Linked DNA regions of Homo sapiens: region 2 is linked to region 1. Evidence: chromatin loops called from intact Hi-C (ENCODE). Cell type or tissue: PC-3. All regions are shown on one strand. Each heading gives the region's core, and the rest is flanking DNA. Links, peaks and the distances in the headings are about the cores only. Region 1 has its middle 89 kb from the start of DYNAP. Region 2 has its middle 90 kb from the start of RAB27B.

Evidence for each region. Peaks named below come from ENCODE experiments on the same cell type or tissue, not always from the same donor. Only the 100,000 strongest peaks of a DNase experiment are listed, where the experiment ranks them.
Region 2: it touches region 1 in a loop (3-fold over the local background); 2 of 110 quality-filtered maps call a loop at or near these places.

The regions. Positions count from the first base shown.
Region 1 is chr18:54,678,439-54,681,368 of GRCh38, reverse strand. No RefSeq gene overlaps it. Among named protein-coding and RNA genes, the nearest start is that of DYNAP, 89 kb to the right of the region's middle. In PC-3, for the core only: a CTCF peak has its summit at 1,608 (motif pointing left); a DNase peak (open chromatin) is centred at 1,608.
Region 2 is chr18:54,736,768-54,739,697 of GRCh38, reverse strand. It overlaps a transcript of RAB27B not described here. Among named protein-coding and RNA genes, the nearest start is that of RAB27B, 90 kb to the left of the region's middle. In PC-3, for the core only: no CTCF peak of the experiment used is centred there; DNase peaks (open chromatin) are centred at 1,547 and 2,497; H3K4me3 peaks cover 289 bases; H3K27ac peaks cover 2,228 bases.

The DNA.
Region 1 (2,930 bases), core at 175-2,674:
GGTATATACATATGCCAGAATGCTACTTAGCAATGAAAAGAACAAACCACGGATATACATAACAACTTGAGTGAATCTCCAGGGAATTATGTTGACCCAAAAATGCCAATCTCCAAAGATTACATGCTGTATAATTCCATTCATATAACATCTGAGAAATGAAGACATTGTAGAAATGGAGGATCAATGAATGATTGCCAAGGTTTGATGGGAGTGAGGTGAGCTATGAGGCAGGTGGAGGGAGGTGGATGTGATTAAAACTGAACAGTTACAAAAGCACAGGAGGGTCCTGTTTAGTATCTCTCCTGTACGTGATGGATACACAAAACTGCACATTTGATAAATTTACATGGAACTAAACACATACACATGTGCATACATACTAAGTATACACAGATGAGTACAAGTAAGATTGGAAAAATCTGAAAAAATTGGGGGGTTGTATTAGTATCGCTATTTTGCTTATGTTGGTATAGTTTTGCAAAATTATAGTATTGGGAGAAACTGGGTAAAGTGTGCAAGGAATCTTTCTTTATTATTTCTTACAACTGCATGTGAATCTATAATCATCTCAATAAAAATATCAATTTAAAATTGATTTAAAAATTTACACCTATAGAATAGACATATTAGGGGTTTATTATTCCCTTGACTAAATGAAGAAAAAGATTTTAACCACACAAGATAATTGTCACAGATATTTTTAACTAAATTTACATATGTATTGTTTCTATGATAAATTCACAAGGAGGAAAAAGTCTATATTACGCAGAAATATACCCGTTGTTTAAAGTGAGTCATGTATTTCTAAAATTTTCTTATATTATTAGAGAGCAGGCAAGCTCTGACAGAAAGGGATGACGGCTTCGGTCATCCCTGCCTTGTGATAGGCAAATCCTTCTCTCTAATGATTTTGCTTCAAATATATTCTTTACAAAATGAATTCAGGGTGATTGCTTTAGTGTTAGCAAAATCCGGAAAATCTTAATCCTGACATGCTAAAGAGGGTTGGGGAGAGTCTTTAGTAGCATGTGATTTTCCCAAGGACAGTTACCCAGCATCTCAATGCTCCAAGCTCCATCTCAGGGGCCCACCACTGGGGTGAGCAGGAAAATGTTTAAAAGGTAAAACAGGTAGAAGCATGAGTTCTCAGTGGTCCCCAGAATTCCGAGTCGTCTGTACTGTTGGACATTCTTTACTGCTGTCCTGTTCCCTTCCATAGAACCACTTCCTCTGCTATTCAGGGGTTGGAACTGTTTCATAGGAAATGAAGTATTTTTTCTTAGCATAAACTTCTTTCACCTGGATACACACTTCTGAATTTACTAATGTGAACATTTTACAAATTTTTTTGAAAGTTTCATATTTGCTTATCTTTGTAAGTAAAACACACTTTTTAAAAAGATAGACGTGCAGATGTTAGGTTTATTTTCAGAAAGTATAAAAAACTTATTGTTGAAGAGTTTTGATATATTTCTAGGGCACTTGGTCTCTCCCCCTACTTGCCCCAAATAAAAGGTACAAATGTTCATATCATTGCATTTCCAAACCCACAGACATCTGTGGCTAATCGTGCAAGAACATGATCAACTGAAGCACCACAGAGACATCTACTGGTTGGTTTCTTTTCTTGTGGTCTGGATTTTTAGAGATTATTTTCTGTGTCATAAGGAATCCTAGCTCAACAGCACTATTCAGCATTGCATATAAGTGCTATGTAATTCAATGCTGCAGACAACTATATTGTCCAAAACCTGGGACGATTAATTGGAAGTCTGGAGGGACTGATGTACTCACAGTCCAATCTTCCCATCACAGGCATTCTACTGTTTTTTATAGCATTTCTGACAGTCAATGGCAAAGAGCCAACTCTGTTAAATCCAGCAAGTGAGGCGGAGGGTAGGCACCAACAGGGAGATTCACAAATACAGCCCACTTAGAAAAATATGTAGATGCCATTCCAATCTTTTCATGGATTATTTTCTATCACTTGGGAAGCAGGCAATAATTATGAAAAGGGTTAGAAATACTTGTTTGAGACATTTTCTTAGAATCACATCTGAAGCTGAGAACTTAAGGCTTACTTTTCAGAGGAAAGATCAGGTAGTAAGTCTCCAAGGCTATTGGGCTCTGCTCTAGAAGAAGCTGACCCCTTGGACAGAAAGGGATGGTGGCTTTGGTCATCCCTGCCTTGTGATAGGTTAATATTTTGCAAGCCTATTTTTACTTTTCTAGAACTGTGCATCTGTTGTTCTGTATTTTTATATTTCATGGACATCTTTGGAGGCCTAGTGGTTTTAGGTTTCACTCCATAAAATACTTTAACCCCAAATACAATTGTGGAGAACAATAGCCCTAGCTGAGCTGTGCAATACTTGAATTTTGAATCAATTATAGAATGAATTTGGAACATATGAGGTGATTCATGGATTTGCTTGTCTGTTTTTTTGAGACAGTCTCGCTCTGTTGTCCAGGCTGGAGTGCAGTGGCACTATCTCGGCTTACTGCAAGCTCCACCTCCCGGGTTCACGCCATTCTCCTGCCTCAGCCTCCTGAGTAGCTGGGACTACAGGCGCCCGTCACCACGCCTGGCTAATTTTTTTGTATTTTTAGTAGAGACGGGGTTTCACCATGTTAGCCAGGATGGTCTTGATCTCCTGACCTCGTGATCCGCCCGCCTCGGCCTCGCAAACTGCTGGGGTTACAGGCATGAGCCACCACACCTGGCCAATTCCTGGATCTTAAGTCATCACAGGCCTAGCTATTTGACGCAAGAGTCATGATTTATTCCTATGGCCTTTCCCACACAAAGAGAAAGCATACGTTTATGCTGGAACCAAAGAGAAGAAACATTATCTGTCTAGCAGATTTCATACAAAATACATCTCCATTACCATGTAACTGAAGAGTAACAGTACATTGATATTGAT
Region 2 (2,930 bases), core at 235-2,734, 58 kb before region 1:
CTTCTTACAAAGCTAAATGTACACTTAGCATGTGGCTCAGCCATTCCACTCTTAGGTATTCACCAAGAGAAATAAAAATGTGCCACACAAAGATTTGAAGATCAAAGGTCATAGCAACTTTATTCATAGCAGCAAAAAAAAAAAAGAAAGAAAAAAAGAAAGAAAGAATTTAAGGGTACATCAACAGGAGAATGGATTTTAAAAAGGTAGTATTTCTTTCTTTCTTTTTTTTTTTTTTTTTGAGATGGAGTTTCGCTCTTGTTGCCCAGGCTGGAGTGCAATGGCAGGATCTCAGCTCACTGTAACCTCCGCCTACCAGGTTCAAGCAATTCTTATGCCTCAGCATCCCAAGTAGATGGGATTACAGGCACCCACCACCACGCCTGGCTAACTTTTTGTATTTTTAGTAGGGATGGGGTTTCACCATGTTGGCCAGGCTGGTCTGAAACTCCTGACCTCAGGTGATCCACCCGCTTCAGCCTCCCAAAGTGCTGGGATTACAGGCATGAGCCACCACACCTGGCCAAAAGGTAGTATTTCTATATGGTGGAATACTATTGAGTACTAATAAATTAAAATGAAACAACACACAGCAAAACTCAAAAACATGACATGGAGTGAAAGCAGACATACACAAAAGCATACATATTGTATGATGCATTTATATGTAATTCCACAGAAGGCAAATCAACTTGCAGTGACAAATAGCATATTAAAGGCAGCCCAAGGCTAGGGTTGACTGCAAAGAAGCATCAGGGAAATTTGGGGGGTGATAATATTCTCTATCTTGAAGACACCCATAGTTACACAGAGATATACATTTCTCAAGACTCATTGAGTTGTACAATTAAAATAAATGAGGCTTATTTTAGGTAAAGTATATTATAACAAAATTGTTTCATGAAAAACATTCAAGTAAGTTTTGTTCCACAACTAGCAAAAGGTGCAGATCAAATTAAAAAACAGATGAATGTGGTTATGTTCTAAAAAGGGATTTAAGGTAGAGGTACGTTATGGAAAAATCTGATTGCAATGTCTGGGATATGATAGGTGTATTAGTCCATTTTCACACTGCTGTAAAGAACTTCCCTGGGACTGGGTAATTTATAAAGAAAGGGGTTTAATTGACTCACAGTTCTGCATGGGTGGGGAAGCATCAGGAAACTTACAATCATGGTGGAAGGGGAATCAGGCATGTTTTACATGGCAGCAAGTGAGAGAGACAGCAAGAGAGGAAACCGCCACTTAAAAAACCATCAGATCTCACGAGAACTGATTCACTATCACGAGAACAGCATGGGAGAAACCACCCCCATGATCCAGTCACCTCCCACCAGATCCCTCCCTCAATACATGGGGATTATGGGGATTATAATTTGAGATGAGATTTGGGTGGGGACACGGAGCCCAACCATATCAATGGGTGATCAACAAATATTCATTTCCTCCTCTTTTCCAGTTATTCTTATGTGGAAAATGTAAGCAATGTATTCAAAGGCAGTCAGCTATAAAATAAATAATGAGAAATATATGCAGAAAGACAAGATTATGACTCAGTGGTTAGTCATCTAAGAACAATCAGAGGAGTCTAGTATAATACGTAGGCTCTTCTCTCTTACAAACCTGTGATTTCTCTTTACCTTCCGAAGTCTGGCATCTCTCTTTTTTTATTGTACCCATTCAGCAGGTAGCATATATTTTCTACATTGACCATTACATTTTTAAGCACACATTTTTCTTGTTCAACTTTGTCACAAGTTTCTAGAAGGCAAGAAGTATGTCTGACACCTCTTTTTATGGCTGATTTGAACCTAGTTGGTGTTCGATAAAAGTTGAACATATTATAAATGATTATATTGATATTCTTATGTTTGAAAAATCTTGCCTCTTCAATATTATTTAGTCAAATAATTTAGATATGGTCACATCCATTTGAAGTGAAAAATTCATTTATTTAAGAGAAAAAGTCATTTAAAGATTTCTCCTTTCTCCTATGTTCACATTCATTTTTTTCACTTGTTTATTCTTTCAATAAACATGTATTGAGCATCTCTCTTTGCCAGGCACTGCAGTAAGTGCTGGAAATACAAAGATTATTTTGTGCTCACATTCGAGAAAGATGCCAAACCCAGCAACACGTATTTCTAACAGAGTTGGATAAATATATCCTAAGAGATATGTGGAAAGGAAGAGAGATGATGCCAAGATGTACCAGATAAACTTCAAAATTAAATTTTGATCAATCTACTCATTAGCTAATATAAAACTCTGCAATCAAATTTAATGTTATTTAGGTATCTTAATGTAGATGGCCTATAACTGAAACTATAAATAAAGGTTGAGTTACTTTTGGCAATAAAATTGTGGTTGTTATTCTAGACAAAGGGAGTAGCCTCTTTCTCTTCTTGATGCCTAAAGTCAATAAGCCCATCCAAGATTTAACTCTTAACCCATCCAGGGAAGAAGCCTTGTGTGCATAAGACAACCCAGAGAGTCAACAGTGAATGAGTAAACTATGATATGGTTCGAAACTGACCTTTGTGGAAAGTCCATGACTATGTAAGTAGTTTTTTTTTCCACAGAGAGAATCATTTTGAGCAATTGTGAATGAGAAGCATGTCATTTGGAGGTGGTTTACTTATGCAGTCTTCTGTTGCAATTTGATGTATGAAGATAATCTGCACCAATTTGTTCTCTTTCTTTTTGCCACAAAAGGAAATAACATTTAAAAACTGTTCTTTCGAGTCCCTAAGACTTCCCATTCCTCATTATTACATCCCATGGGTGAGTGTACATTTCTCTTTGGCAAAACATAGCTTATTTGTTCAAACTTTGCCATTACATACGACACTCCAGCAGTGTCCTATCCAATGAAAAACTCAAACGCTTATGCTATCTCTTTTGTCAGGGCTTTTCTACATGATATCTCC